2 separate regions of the Homo sapiens genome follow, and region 2 is linked to region 1. A link is an interaction called in ENCODE POLR2A ChIA-PET data of the cell type or tissue named here. Cell type or tissue: Caco-2. All regions are shown on one strand. Each heading gives the region's core, and the rest is flanking DNA. Links, peaks and the distances in the headings are about the cores only. Region 1 holds the start of GDF5 (growth differentiation factor 5). Region 2 overlaps RBM39 (RNA binding motif protein 39).

Region 1 (13,616 bases), core at 1-2,500:
GCCCCCTTTCTCCTGCACAACTGACTGAGGGCTTGAAGGAGGCTTGTATAAGGCTGAGGGATTTTTCCAAGAAGGAAGAATGGCGTAATGCTGCCTGTGTGCTCCAGTTTTTTTTTCCCCCTAGTTTTGAATCCTTTCCAGTGAAAATACTTCACACACACACACACACACACACACACACACACTCACAGGCCTGCAGGTGCTCAGAAAAATCTTTTACAAACCTGAACTCAGGAATTGGAAACGGAATTCCAACCCAAACCAATTTAATTACTCTCTGATGTCATGCTGTCTAAACTCATTTAAGTGCGATATATTTATGTGAAAAAAATCACCGCTGCCCTTTCGAGGCCATGGCTCACGGGGGCTCCTGGCACAGAGCCCTGCAGCGGGACTCTAGGCTTAGGGGGCCTCCCCCTCCACAGGGCAGACTCAGGGGTCTTCACCTCCACCTCATGGAGCAGCCCACCCCACTTTCCCGAGGAGAGATGCTGAAGAATGAGCTCAAAGATCTTAAGCCCCAGAAGCATGGGGAGTGTGGGTTTGTAGTTAAGTTCTTAGAGTGTTTTTAAAGCAGTTTCAACTCCTGCATCTAGTCTGGGACCTGATTTGTTATGCGTGTGTGTGTGTGTGTGTGTGTGTGTGTGTGTGTGTTTATGTGCCTGTGTGTGTGTGTGCCTGTGTGTGTGTGTGCCTGTGTGTGTGTATTGGGAGTAGGGACAGCACAGATGGCAGCATTTACCCACATTTTCTTTTATTTTAATAAACTTGTGGTGACCCAGAGACTGAAAAATATCAGTGCCCACTACACCCCCTCCCTACCCCCAAATGCCATTGACTGAGTGCATATTCTTCAGGCTTGGGGGCACTGTCGCCCTTAAGTTCACTCCTTGGATGGCGGCAGGTCCAGGGTGTACCCCACCACCACCCCAGCAGAGACGTCCTCTGAGTTTTCTTAGACAAGACTGGCTGAGTCTGGGGCAGCAGCGGCCCCTACAGGAGGCTGGAAAAGCCATTTCCCACATGACGCTTTTTTTTTTTTTTTTTTTGAGACGGAGTCTCGCTCTGTCGAGTGCAGTGGCATGATCTCAGCTCACTGCAATCTCTGCCTCCCAGGTTCACGCCATTCCCCTGCCTCAGCCTCCCCAGTAGCTGGGACTACAGGCCCCTGCCACCACACCTGGCTGATTTTTTACGTTTGTAGTAGAGATGGGGTTTCACCATGTTAGCCAGGATGGTCTCGATCTCCTGACCTCGTGATCCGCCCGCCTCGGCCTCCCAAAGTGCTGGGATTACAGGCGTGAGCCACCGCGCCGGGCACAATTTCCCACATGATGTTTTTCTGGTAGCTCTGGAAGGTCTGAATTCCAGCTGAACTCAAGGGTTTCTTAAAGTGCCTCATTGAAGTATGGAAGATCCCTTCCTCTGGGGAACCTTCGCCGTAGAGCCCCTGGGCAACTTAACACAGGGTCAGCGGGGAAAGCTGTTCGCTTCACCTGAAATATCCTCCTCTCTCTCTCCCACAACTGGAGGAAGCACTCTACATCCTGAGAAGTTTAGCTGAAAATTTACCTCCTTCGGGAAGCCTTTCCTCGTCCCCAGACAGAGCCAGTTACCCCTTCTGTACATTTCTCTACAACAACACTTTTCACGCTGTAAGAAGGATGGCGGGGGAGAAGCAATAGTCAGATAGGCTTCCTTCTTTTTTTTTTTTTTTTTTTTTTTTTTGAGACAGAGTCTCACTCTGTCACCTAGGCTGGAGTGCAGTGGTGCGATCTTGGCTCACTGTAATCTCCACCTCCTGGGTTCAAACGATTCTCCTGCCTCAGCCTCTCGAGTAGCTGGGACTACAGGTGCACACCACCATGCCTATCTATTTTTTGTATTTTTAGTAGAGACGGAGTTTCACCATGTTGGCCAGTCTGGTCTCGAGCTCCTGACCTCAAGTGATCCACCCACCTTGGCCTCTCAAAGTGCTGGGATTGCAGGCATCTCTACCAAAAATACAAAAAATTAGCCGGGTGTGGAGGCAAAGGTTGCAGTGAGCCGAGATCGCACCACTGCACTCCAGCCTAGGTGACAGAGCTAGAGTCCATCACACACACACAAAATAAGTAAATAAATAATATTAATAAAATAAAAAAATTAAAAACAGACTTGTTCCCACTGAACCAGTCCTCTCTGGCATCCCTCCCTTCACTCCCTCCTCACCACCTCTGTCACTGCCCTGTCCTCCTCATTGCTTGCCTCGCTATGATTCTCCCCTATAACTGGCTTCTAGGCCTCCAGGCTCTCTCTGGTTCAACCCTCTACTAAAAGCTACCCATCAAACAAGTGCCAACCCACGTGCCACCTCCTCCATGAAGCCTTCTTGCATCCTCCAGAAAATGCACACTCCCCCTGAGCTGCCATCACACATTTTCTGTGCTCTTTTACATTTTTTGGCAGCTGAAAGTTTATTCAGTCTCTGCCTCTGCCCCCTATCCCAACACAGTTTGTTTCTTCCACTCTGTATTTTGTCATATTTTAAAATCATAACTTAATTCCTTATAACTATAATAATTTCTTTACATACCTGTCTCTCCCATTAGATTATGACTAGACTGTGCCATATTTATCTTTGAATTATACCCAGTGCTTGGCAGAGGGCCCAGCCCACAGCAGCTCTCAGTACGTGTTATATGAATAAATTAATCTCTAACTGGCCCTTATTGACAAAAATCATCATTTTCTACTTTGAGGTGTAGTTATTTGTGGACATAACCTGCCTTTCCCATTAGACTCTAAGTTTCTTGAAGGGAAGAATTGTCTTGCCACTTCTTAAGCATTTTGTAAGCTCAGAGAGTGAATAAATGAATGAGTTGAACAACCACAATGTCTCTGTACGTGGCTTGATAAAGAGCAAGGATTCTGGAGACAAACAGACCTGGTTTTGAAGCTTGGTTCTGCTATTTATGTATTGTGTGATCTTGGGAAGCCTCTAAACCCCTCTGAAACTCTAAACAGTGATAACGATAGTGCTTACCTCACAGGACTCTTGTTGGAGATTCAATGAAGTAAATTGCGGCCAGGCGCAGTGGCTCACGCCTGTAATCCCAGCACTTTGGGAGGCCGAGGCAGGTGGATCACGAGGTCAGGAGATCAAGACCATCCTGGCTAACATGGTGAAACCCTGTCTCTACTAAAAAAATAAATAAAATTAAATTGCATAAAGTGATCAACTATTAATGGCAATTGTTAATGATAGCTTTTTTTTTTTTTTTTTTTAGATGGAGTCTCACTCTGTCACCCAGGCTGGAGTACAGTGGCATGATCTTGGCTCACTGCAACCTCCACCCCCCGGGTTCAAGTGATTCTCCTGCCTCAGCCTCCCAAGTAGCTGGGACTACAGGTGCGTGCCACCACGCCCGGCTAATTTTTGTATTTTTAGTAGAGATGGGGTTTCACTGTGGTAGCCAGGATGGTCTCGATCTCCTGACCTTGTGATCTGCCTGCCTCGGCCTCCCAAAGTCCTGGGATTACAGGTGTAAGCCACCATACCCGGCCAATAATAGCTATTTTTTTTAAAGCACTTATTCCAGTCAACTAGACTCTGGGTTTTGTACTCCATTGCATTTATGTGTTATTTATCTTCATGACAATGCTATGAAGGTAGTGGTTTTCATTGTTGTTTTTTGAGACAGGGTCTTACCTGTTGCCCAGGTTGGAGTGCAATGGCGTGATCATGGGGCTCAGGTGATCCTCCCACCTCAGCCTCCCAAGTAGCTAGGACTACAGGTGCACATCACGATGCCCAGCTAATTTTTGTATTCTTTGTAGAGACAGGGTCTCACCATGTTGCCCAGGCTGGTCTCAAATTTCTGGGCTCAAGTGATCTGCCCGCCTTGGCTTCCCAAAGTGCTGAGATTACAGGTGTGAATCACCACATGTGGCCGAAAGTAACTTTTTTTATTTTTTTGAGATGGAGCCTCGCTCTCTCACCCAGTCTGGAGTGCAGTGGCGCAATCTCAGCTCACTGCAACCCCCGCCTCCTGGGTTCAAGGGGTTTTCCTGCTTCAGCCTCCTGAGTAGCTGGGATTACAGATGTGTACCACCACGCCCAGCTAATTTTTGTATTTTTAGTAGAGATGGGGTTTCACCATGTTGGCCAGGCTGGTCCCAACTCCTGACCTCAGGTGATCCACAAAAAAGCATTTTGTAAGCTCAGAGAGTGAATAAATGAACGAGTTGAACAACCACAATGTCTCTGTATGTGGCTTGGCCTCCCCTAGTGCTGGGATTACAGGCATCAGCCGCCGTGCCCAGCCCGAAGGTAACTCTTGATACCCGTCTTTTTTTTTTTTTTTTTTTGAGACAGAGTCTTGCTCTGTCACTTAGGCTAGAGTGAAGAGTGCAGTGGCTCAATCTCAGCTCATTACAACCTCTGCCTCCCAGTTTAAGTGATTCTCCTGCCTCAGCCTCCCAAGTAGCTGGGACTACCGATGCGCACCAAGACGCCCGGCTAATTTTTTGTATTTTTGTGGAGACGGGGGTTTCACCATGTTGGCCAGGCTGGTCTCGAACTCCTGACCTCAAGTGATCTGCCCACCTCGGCCTCCCAAAGTGCTAGGATTACAGGCATGAGCCACCATGCCTGGCCCAATACTCTCATTTTAAAGATAAATAAATTTAGGTTCAGAAAGGTTAAATTATTTTTTAAATCTAATTTTGGCTTCAACACATTTTATACCCAAAAAGCCTAATCTGGCCCCTAGAAACACTAGAAGTGATAGGGCACTGGGGAAAGTTACAGTATTCCTTTCAGTCAACGTCTAACCCAGTGGGCTGGGACTTTGGGGACATGGAGGAGTCTCGAGGCCAGGGCTATTGTTTGAGGAACAGGGAACTCCCAGAAATGGGCTGGGAGCAGGGAAAGGGGACTCTGAGCTTGGTTAGAAGGCCCTCTCCAGAGAGGAGCCCAGGGTTCCTGCCTGGCTCTCACTATAAAGGTGACTAATCACTTTGGTTCCCTCTGGTAATTGCAACCAGATGCTGCCGCTGGCAGTGCTTCAGTCCCGACATGTTTAATTACTGGGACACAGCGTCCCTGGGTCCCCCGTGTCCCCCAACCTCCCCCTCTCCTGTCAGCAATATTAATGTCAAACTTGAGGTAGAGGATGGGAGCCTTGGGAAGCCACTGACATGGAAGTAATCTCTGCAGCCCCTTCTGCCATGTAGAGCCTTTTGCTTTTATGTTTCCCCATCCATTGTCTCATTGCTGTTCCATAAACCATCCTTATAAAGTCAGTTGGCCAGATTATTATTATTATTATTATTATTTTTGGAGACAGAGTCTAGTTCTGTTGCCCAGGCTGGAGTGCAATGGCATGATATCGGCTCACTGCAACCTCTGCCTCCCAGGTTCGAGCGATTCTCCTGTCTCAGCCTCCCAAGTAGCTGGGACTACAGGCATGCGCCACCACCCCTGGCTAATTTTTGTATTTTTAGTAGAGACAGGGTTTCACCATGCTGGCCAGGCTGGTCTCGAACTCCTGACCTCAAATGATCCACCCACCTCAGCCTCCCAAAGTGCTGGGATTACAGGCGTGAGCCACTGCGCCGGCCGGCCAGATTATTATTATCCCTTTTTTATTGTGTCTCCAGATGAGTAAACAGTGAACTGAGTGATAATAATAATAATCCCTTTTTCAAGCACTTGTCAATTTTCAAAATGGCTTCCCATTCATGATGCTATCCGAACCTCCCGAGATCTCTCCGGGAGTCAGTCCTGCACAGCACAGCAGCTGAGAGAACAGGCGCTGGGACCAGACAATGCAGTGTTCCAGTTCTGCCATTTGCCAATTGGGTGATGTTGGGTATTCATTTCTTTATCTACTTAACTATTCAGCAAACATTTATTGGGTGCCTACCATGGGATGGGCCCCAGGTAGAGTTCTGGGTATCTAGCCATGGACAAGACAAACCAAGTGTTTTATCTGAAATTTCTCTTATGCGTTTGTTTGTCTCTTCTCACATTCTGGTGGAAGAGACAGAGGAACAAACACATAAGAGAATGCTAAGTGCTGTGAAGAAAAATTAAGCAGGGTCAAAGAGGTGTCTATTTTAGCAAGGAATGCCCTTTGAGGGGGTGATGTTTGGGCAGAGACCCAGATGTAGTGAGAAAACGAGACATACTGAAGTCTGGAGGACAAGCATTCCAGGTGGGGGGAACAGCAGTTGCAAAGGCCCTGAGGCCTTTGCACTTGGTACATCTGAGGTAAGGAGGAGCTGGTGTGGCTGAAGCAGAGTGAGCGAAGGGGGCAGTGGCAGGAGGTGAGGTCAGATCATGCCAGAACCACATCTTGTATGGCCTTATAAGCCCTGGAAAGGGAGCTGGATTTTCTTTTCTTTTTCTTTTGTTTTTTTGAGACAAGAGTCTTGCTCTGTTGCCCATGCTGGAGTGCAATGGTGTGATCTCAGCTTACTGCAACTTCCGCCTTCTGGTTTCAAGCGATTCTCTTGCCTCAGCCTCCCAAGTAGCTGGGATTACAGGTGCCCGTCACCATGCCCAGCTAATTTTTGTATTTTTAGTAGAGACAGGTTTTCACCATGTTGGCCAGGCTGGTCTCGAACTCCTGACCTCCTGATCTGCCCACCTAGGCCTCCCAAAGTGCTGGGATTACAGGCATGGGCCACCGCACCCCGTCTAATTTTTGTATTTTTAGTAGGGATGGGGTTTCACCATATTGGTCAGGCTGGGCTGGTCTCAAACTCCTGACTTCAGGTGATCCACCCGCCTCAGCCTCCCAAAGCGCTGGGATTACAGGTGTGAGCCACCGTGCCTGGCCTGGATTTTACTTTTAGTGCACTGGGAACCCAATGGGATGTTTTAAGCAGGAGAGTAGTGAAATAATGATTAAGAGCTAAGTCACTCACCTTCAAATCCTGGTTCCCCCCATTTATCAGCTATGTAATCTCAAGCAAATTATTTCATCTCTCCCTGCCTCAGTTTCCTCATGTATAAAATGGGAATAATAACGATATACCTAGCTGGGCAAACCGGTAAAAACATACTTGGCTCACACCTATAATCTCAGCACTTTGGGAGTCTGAGATGGGAGGATTGCTTGAGCCCAGTAGTTCGAGACCAGCCTGGGCAACATAGCAAGACCTGTCTCTATAAAAATAAAAAAAACTGGCCGGGTGCAGTGGCTCACGCCTGTAATCCTAGCACTTTGGGAGGCAGAGGCGGGGCAGATAACAAATTCAGAAGTTCGAGACCAGCCTGGCCAACATGGTGAAACTCTGACTCTACTAAAAATACAAAAATTAGCTGGGCATGGTGGCGGGCACCTGTAATCCTAGCTACTCGGGAGGCTGAGGCAGGAAAATCATTTGAACCCAGGAAGCGGAGGTTGCAGTGAGCTGAGATAGCACCATTGCACTCCAGTCTGGGCGACGGGGTGAGACTCCATCTCAAAAAACAAAAAAATAAAAAAATAGGCTGGGCATGGTGGCTCATGCCTGTAATCCCAGCACTTTGGGAGGCTGAGGCGGGCAGATCACCTGAGGTTGTGAGTTCGAGACCAGCCTGACCAACATGGAGAAACCCCCATCTCTACTAAAAATACAAAATTAGCTGGGTGTGGTGGTGCATGCCTGTAATCCCACTATTCGGGAGGCTGAGGCAGGAGAATTGCTTGAACCCGGGAGGCGGAGGTTGCAGTGAGCTGAGATCGCGCCATTGCACTCCAGCGTGGGCAACAAGAGCAAAACTCTGTCTCAAAAAATAATAATAAAAATAAATAAATAAAAATAAAACAATAAAATAAAATAAATAAGCCAGGTGTGGTGGCTCACACCTGTAATCCCAGCACTTCGGGAGGCTGAGGTGGGCAGATTACCTGAGGTCAGGAGTTTGAGACCAGCCTGGCCAACATGGTGAAACCCCGTCTCTACTAAAAATACAAAAAAAATAGCTGAATGTGGTGGCAGGCACCTGTAATTCCAGCTATTTGGGAGTCTGAGGAAGGAGAATTGCTTGAACCCAGGAGGCAGAGGTTGCAGTGAGCTGAGATCCAGCCATTGCACTCCAGCCTGGGCAACAAGAGCGAAACTCCGTCTCAAAAACAACAACAAAAAAAAACTTGTATCACAGAGTGGTTATAAGAATTAATGTGTTTATATATGTAAAGTACCTTTCAATGACCAAAATACAGTATGTGCTTCATAAATTATAATTTTATTTATTGCTTTTTTTTTTTTTTTTTGAGACAGGGTCTCACTCTGTCATCCAGGCAGGAGTGCAGTGGTGAGATCTCGGCTCACTGCAGCCTCGAACTCCTGAGCTCAAGTGATCCTCCCTTCTCAGCCTCCTGAGTAGTTGGGACTACAGGTGCAAGCCACTGCACCTGGCTAATCATAAATTACAGTTTTGTTTTGTTTTGTTTTTTTAAAAAAGATTCCACTGTTAATATTGTCCTTGTTTCATAAATGAGGAAATTAAGCCTCTGAGTAGTTAAGTGATCGGCACAAGTTCACACAGCTAAAGACGACCGAGCTAGAATTCAACCCAAGACCCTAATTCTGAATCCAGTGCCCTTCCCACGTAAAGAGAGGACTGACCACCCTACAGGTTAGGAGCTGGCAGGGAGGAAAGCCCAGAGTCCCTTCCCTTTTCATCTGTGCTCCTTCTAATCTGTGGGGACTGCCTGTCCCAACCCGAGAATCCCAGCAAGAGCAGAGCCGCCTCTGCCTACACTCACCCGCGCCGCAAACCTGGTTTCTTTTCTTTTCTTTTTTATTATTATTATACTTTAAGTTCTAGGGTACATGTGCACAGCATGCAGGTTTGTTACATATGTTTTTTTAAAATTTTTTTATTATACTTTAAGTTCTAGGGTACATGTGCACAATGTGAAGGTTTGTTACATATGTATACGTGTGCCACGTTGGTATGCTGCACCCATTAACTCGTCATTTACATTAGGTATATCTCCTAATGCTACCCCTTCCCCCTCCCCCCACCTCACAACAGGCCCCGGTGTGTGATGTTCCCCTTCCTGTGTCCAAGTGTTCTTATTGTTCAATTCCCGCGTGTTCTCACTCATAGGTGGGAATTTAACAATGAAAACCTGGTTTCTTTTCTAGACTCCGCAGCAGTGGCCACTGCTCAGGACGCGCTCTCAAGGGCTCCCCCTGCTGGGATACTCGGGAGCTGCACCTTGCTAGAGTTGAGTGTCTCTGGGCCTTCTGTCCATAAGTCAATCAAATTCCTTCCCTGGGCTGCAAATACCTGTACTACAATCTGAAGCTGGAAATTGTATGTGAGTGTTGCGTGTGTCTGTCTGTTGTGGGTAGAGGGGTGTGAATAAAATAACCACATGTTTTACATATTTATTCTAGAAAATATTTTTATTTTTAAAATAATTCTAAAACTTATAAAAAGTCATACATATTAGGAAGAAAAGTAATATGAATTCATGATTTTAAAAATTCAAACAGTAGAAAAGAATGCAAAAGAAAATATTTTCCTCCCACCCCAGACCCTGGGTCTTTCAGTCCTCCCCAGAAGCAACAACTCTGATCAGTCTCCTAGATGACTTTCCACACAATATAGTAACATCAGCTTTTTAAAAACTTTATTAGGCAGGGCACGGTGGCTCATGCCTGTAATCCCAGCACTTTGGGAGGCTGAGGCGGGAAAACTGCCTGAGCCCAGGAGTTGGAGATCAGTCTGAGCAACATGGCACAAGCCCGTCTCTATAAAATAAAAAAAAAATTTAAACACCTTTTTATCGATGCATGATATTCATACCAAATATATTTGATTATAAAATTAAATCATGTTCATTGTAAAAATATTCAAATAATACCAAAGTTTATAAAGTTAAAAGAGAAAGTTCCCCTCTCCCCTCACACCCCAATCTCTCTAATCACAGGAAACCTCTCTAATCACTGGAAACCTTGTTGTCATTCTTGAGCTCAGAAATCTCAGATCCTTGCTGGACTCCTCCACTCCTCCTTCCCTCCATCTAATTCTAATTCCCACTTTGTGTATAAGAACCCTAGCTGGTAAGTACTGTTATCCCCATATTGCAGCTGAGGAATTTGAGGCTCAGAAAGGGAAAGAGGGTTGCTCAAGAACATAAGGCAAGCTGGACGCGGTGGTGCACATCTGTAGTCCTGGCTACGGGACTTTTTGTTTTTTTCAAAAAAAAAAAAAAAAATATATATATATATATAGTTAAGGGCCCCCCCGACTTTTTTTTTTTTTTTTTTTTTGTCTCACTCTGTCACCCAGGCTGGAGTGCAGTGGAGCAATCTTGGCTCACTGTAACCTCCTCCTCACAGGTTCAAGCGATTCTTGTGCCTCAGCCTTCCGAGCAGCTGGGATCACAGGTGCACGACACCAGGCCCGGCTAATTTGTGTATTTTTAGTAGAGACAGGGTTTCGCCATGTTGGCCAGGCTGGTCTCAAACTTCTGGCTTCAAGCGATCCACTTGCCTCCACCTCCCAAAGTGCTGGGATTACAGGCATGAGCCATCAGGCCTGACCAAGGGCCCATTTTTGAGGAAGGAGAGGACCTGGTCCTGTGGGAACTGTGACTGGACATCCTTTATTGCCCAAGCCCTGAGTGATAGTGAAAAGATGTCATCCACTTCAAGAATCTCAAGCTTGGGTACGCTGGTCACTTCGAGCCTGACTTAGTGAGTGAGAGGGGGCTAGGACTGGAATAAGAACTGCCTACTGAGGCGGGGTCAGGACCAGGGAGAAAATATCCAGCTGACAAAGGGAATCCAACTAGGGAGATTGACACAATTCAACCAGATGGTGGCATCAGCAAGAGGAGTGTCCGGCATTCCTAACACATCCCATGCTCTAGCATGCTGCTGTGCCTTTGCACATGCTGCTTGGAATCCCCGCCACCACCCCACCCCTGCCACTTTGCTTAGCATTTTTTTTTGAGATGGGGTCTTGCTATGCTGCCCAGGCTGGTCTCAAACTCCTAAGCTCAAGAGGTTCTTCTGACTCAGCCTCTTGAGTGGGTGGGACTACAGCCACATGCCACCATGCCTGGCTTGTCTGCTTAGCATTTTTTTTTTTTGAGACAGGGTCTTGCTGTGTTGCCCAGGTTGGAGTGCAGTGGCTTGAACACAGCTCACTGCAGCCTCAACCTCCTGGGCTCAAGCGATCCTTCCTACCTCAGCCTCCAGAATAGTTGGGACTACAGTAGTGCACCACCACACCTGGCTAATTTTAGCGTTTTTATCCTTCACAAACAAGTCATAGTGGCCTGATGCTGTGTAGCCAGCTGCTCCCTCTTTATAGAATTTACTACACTGTGTGTGTGTGAACTATTTCTTTACTTGCTTGCCTGCCATGTGAGTTTGTGAACAGAGGCTCTGGACAGAGTTCATTTATTATTGTTCTTTGGGTCCCTCCCAGTGCATAACTCAACTTTTGGCACACAGTAGGTGCTCAATCAATATTTTAAAAATAATGAATGAATGGAACTTCAGCGCGGCAGCTCAAGCCTATAATCCCAGCACTTTGGGAGGCTAAAGTAGGAACATTGCTTGATGCCAGGAATTCAAGACCAACCTGGACAACACAGTGAGTCCCCATCTCTACAAAAAAATTTTTAAACAAATTAGCCAGGACTGGTGGCACAGGCCTATAGTCTTAGCTACTCGGGAGGCTGAGCCAGGAGGATCGCTTGAGCCCAGGAGATTGAAGCTGCAGTGAGCTATGATCAAATCACTGCACTCCAACCTGAGTGAAAGAGCAAAACCCTGTCTCTTAAAAAAAAAAAAAGAGAGAGAGAGAGAATGGGCCGGGCGTCGCGGCTCACGCCTGTAATCCCAGCACTTTGGGAAGCCGAGGTGGGCGGATCACTTGAGGTCAGGAATTCAAGACCAGCCTCGCTAACATGGTGAAACCCCATCTCTACTGAAAAAAAAAAAAAAAGCTGGGTGTGGTGGTGGTGGGCGCCTGTAATCCCAGCTTCTCAGGAGGCTGAGGCACGAGGATCACTTGAACCCAGGAGGCGGAGGTTGCAATGAGCCAAGATCGTGCCACTGCACTCCAGCCTGGGCTACAAAGTGAGACTCTGTAAAAAAAAAAAAAAAGAATGGACTCAGAGGAACAGCAGCAAGAGACTATCGTTTTGGTGCTCCAGACTGTTACCTTGCAGTGAGAAAGAAAGAGGAAAGTGGTTGACTTTTTTTCCCTCTATTTTTCCCTCTCTGTCATCCTCAGCTCACTTTAGTCACTCAACATGTCTCCATGTTAACATGGAGAGGAAGATGGGGGTGGGAAAAGTCTTCTTTGAACCAGTGTAATAGCTGGCTTAGTGCTTTCTGGGCCTCGCAGATGTTTATAGCCATCTCTATCCATCATCAAAGCATCATGGGGTGCTTTTATACACTCTTCAGGGGTTCCCTACTGGCCCCTCTCCTGCAGTTCCCTTAGCAAAGGCATCTATTAATGGCCATTTGTCTAGCTTCTTGTTCCTGGGGTCCCTTTATACCTCCAGGAAGCCCTACTGAACAGGACCTAATAGTCAGCAGGCTTGTCTCTTCTTGCTAGAGTTCACAGGCAGGAAGCATATCCTGGTCACGATACTCCCTAAGTGCAATGGTATGGATTCTGCATCTCAGATTCTCATGGAAGCCCCCTCTCCTAGTCACTTGGTTTGAGCGGTTAAAAGTAATGTCCTCTTAATCTTCCCCAAGGAGGAATGGGGACTCATAGCCAGAAATATCTCCACACAAATTATCTATCCTCCACCTGCAGACCCCTTTATATTGGGATAAGGGATTTAGGAACTTTCAAACAGATTTTAGACTAACAGAAAAAAAAAAAAAAAAAAAAAAATATATATATATATATATATATATATATACACAAATATATATGTAGTGATTTAGCACCTCATTTTGAAATTTCACATACATATATATATATATTTTTTAATTCAGTTAGTCCAGACGGCCTCTTGGCATGGGCTAGGAGGAATATGTATAAATAATGAGCAAGGCTGGGTGTAGGAAAGATCCATATTATAGCCCTCAGAGAGGGTTTGAGTACAAGGCATATTTCTAGAGATGGAATTTAGGATATAAAGGAAGAAACCGTTCCCCTCACCTGGCAGGGACCAGGGTTGATTTTCTTTCAACTCATCCATTGCCTTTCCCTCCAATCCAGCCTCCTTTGAGAACTCCCCAGTCTGGTTCATCAGACAGGTCTGAACATGATCAGACTTGAATTGTCTGGTTTAAGTCTTTATAGGACTCTTGGGCCCCAAGCCAGGTGATAGGTAGGAACACCTGTTTGTACGTCTCAAATGCTCCATGCAGTTTGCAGAATGCGTTTTTTTTCTGTTTTTTTTTCCTTTTTTTTTTTTTTTCGAGACAGGGTCTTACTCCTGTCACCCAGGCTAGAGTGCAGTAGGGCCATCACGGCTCATTGCAGCCTCGACCTCCTGGGCTCAAGCAATCCTCTCACCTCATTTTTTTATTTTTTTGTAGAGACAAGGTCTAACTATGTTGCCCAGGCTGGTCTCCAACTCCTGGGCCCAAGTGATCCACCTGTCTTGGCCTTCTAAAGTGCTGGGGTTACAGGCGTGAGCCAC
Region 2 (2,500 bases), core at 1-2,500, 270 kb after region 1:
CTGGGGAAAATCAAAGCAAAATAAGATAGAAAATATTGATCCCATCCTACTTTATGACTCTGCATAACTTGAAAGTGACTTTTAAATAGTTAAATGGGCCAGGCGCAGCAGCTCATGCCTGTAATTTCAGCACTTTGGGAAGCTGAGGCGGGCACATCACTTGAGGTCAGGAGTTCAAGACCAGCCTGGCCAACATGGCGAAACCCCAGCTCTACTATAAAAATACAAAAATCAGCCAGGCATCATGGCACACGCCTGTAATCCCAGCACTTTCGGATGCTGAAGCGAGCAGATCACTTAAGGTCAGGAGTTCGAGACCAGCCTGGCCAACACGGCAAAACCCTGTCTCTACTAAAAACACAAAAGTAGTTGGGCGTGGTGGTGTGCACTTGTAATCCCAGCTACTCGAAAGGCATGAGAACTGCTTGAACCTGGGAGATGGAGGTTGCAGTGAGCTAAGATAGAGCCGGTGGCGCCACTATACTCCAACCTAGACTGAGACTCTGGCTCCAACAAAAAAAGTTAAATACTTCAATGCTATCAAATGATACTTACAACGAAAGTTTATCACCATTTCATAGATAAAACTAAAGTAAATTTGGTACTGGGAAAACAAAAGAATTCAAGACTCTTTGGATGAAACAGTCATACAATTGTCATTATATGAAATGTAACTTATTGAAATCGAAACAAAAATCTACATTTTGATTGGATGTACTATATTATAAATATGATTTATAAAACCAATGAGAAGAGTTAAAAAATAGCATTCTAATCACTAGCTAGGCATAGTTACTAGCATTCTAATGCTAATAGTTATTAGCATCCTAATCACTAGCTAGGCATAGTTTCCGCACCTGGCCGAAAAATTATTTTAAAAGGATCAAAACTATGCAGTTTCAAATGAAATACGGAAATACCAGGCCGGGCCCGGTGGCTCATGCCTGTAATCCCAGCACTTTGGTAGGCTAAGGTGGGCGGATCACCTCAGGTCGGGAGTTTGAGACCAGCCTGACCAACATGGTGAAACCCCATCTCTACTAAAACTACAAAATTAGCCAGGTGTGGTGGCGCATGCCTGTAATCCCAGCCACTCGGAAGGCTGAGGCAGGAGAATCGCTTGAACCCAGGAGGCGGAGGTTGCAGTAAGCCAAGATCGCGCCATTGCACTCCAGCCTAGACAACAAGAGCGAAACTCCATCTTAAAAAAAAAAAAAAAAAAAAAAAAGAGAAATATATAAAACAACTCTATTGACGCCTTGATAGGAAATATCAAGAATAAAGTCCATTACTTACGTTTGAGGGTTAAACATGTTAGAGAGTTGGAAACATTGTGTTGCAAGTGGCTGAACAGAGGCAGCTGCAGCTAAAGCTGAAGCTAAAAAAAGAAAGAGAAAAATTAGTTTCATGGAAAATGCATGAAAGTATCCCTCATAAATACTTTAAAACGAAACCAAAAACCCACCCCAAGCATGTAACTAGGATGTCACTGGAGTTATTTTACCTTATTTAATATTGCTACTAATGTATGTTATCAGTAGCTTTTAGGTGCCAGAAAACTGAGGTAACCTAATACTTGAAACAGACATTCAGAAATTTGGGAGTCCTATTTTAACAGGGAAATTAAACTTTATGTGTTATCAAAATCAGTTCAATTAGACAAAATCTCAATACACATCAATCCAAACAGATGAAGGATAAAATAGATTTGAGTTTATACCCAAATAAGAGGGGATAATAAAACAAAATCCTTTGAAATGCCAAATAAATCTATATCCTTTCCTATTTCTTCGCTTTCTGCCCACGAAGTTTTTTAAATCTACAAATTATTAAAGAATTAAGACATATAAAATCATCCAAGTGTTTAAAGACAATGTCCTAGAAAAATAAATCCTATTAACAATCCTATTAAAAATAAATCCTATTAATAAATCAAATGTTTTAAAAATGTTTTCGCACAATAAAAGAACACTGAAAAGAGCAGCATATATGTGTAATATCCACTACTACCAAAACATACTGGGGTTTGAAGTTTAAAGAGCATTTTCCAAGACAGTTGCTCCAATGCTTTCACGTGATTTACAAAAATATTACCAGTAGCTGTTACAGAACTCACCGTAATCATATTATCTGACCAAATTTCATTCCAAAACATAATAACAAACAAAGCTAAGGATAAAACAGTGCATTAGAAATTATGGTAATTAAAATAAACGATCACTTAAAGTATCAGAAATATTACACCGAGAAATTAGGGCTGTGCATGAAATATATCATAAATGATAACTTTCTGGTAGCATTACAGGTGCTTTAGCTTCTCTGTAACATATAAGTTTTTTCTTTCATAAAGTTTTATTTTAAATAAAACAAAATTTTAATATAACATGTCAAATTCTGCTGGAAAAAAGTTAAAGATTCGAGAGTGTATTATAACTGTGCAAAAATGAAGCTCACTGTGTAGCTTACAGAAGATATGGAAGTATCCTTAAAAAAAACTAGA

Evidence for each region. ChIA-PET counts read pairs that join two places held together with the same protein. Peaks named below come from ENCODE experiments on the same cell type or tissue, not always from the same donor. Only the 100,000 strongest peaks of a DNase experiment are listed, where the experiment ranks them.
Region 2: POLR2A ChIA-PET joins it to region 1 with 10 read pairs; 3 of 35 experiments call an interaction of 5 or more read pairs at or near these places.

The regions. Positions count from the first base shown.
Region 1 is chr20:35,438,207-35,451,822 of GRCh38, forward strand. It overlaps GDF5 (growth differentiation factor 5), which reads right to left and starts at 22. Exons shown (of 2, transcript NM_000557.5): 1 at 1-22. RefSeq lists promoters at 1-477, 1-195 and a silencer at 887-946. In Caco-2, for the core only: CTCF peaks have their summits at 1,000 (motif pointing left) and 1,200; a DNase peak (open chromatin) is centred at 975.
Region 2 is chr20:35,705,824-35,708,323 of GRCh38, forward strand. RBM39 (RNA binding motif protein 39) reads right to left here. Exons shown (of 17, transcript NM_184234.3): 14 at 1,297-1,378. Among named protein-coding and RNA genes, the nearest start is that of ROMO1, 7.7 kb to the left of the region's middle. In Caco-2, for the core only: no CTCF peak of the experiment used is centred there; no DNase peak of the experiment used is centred there.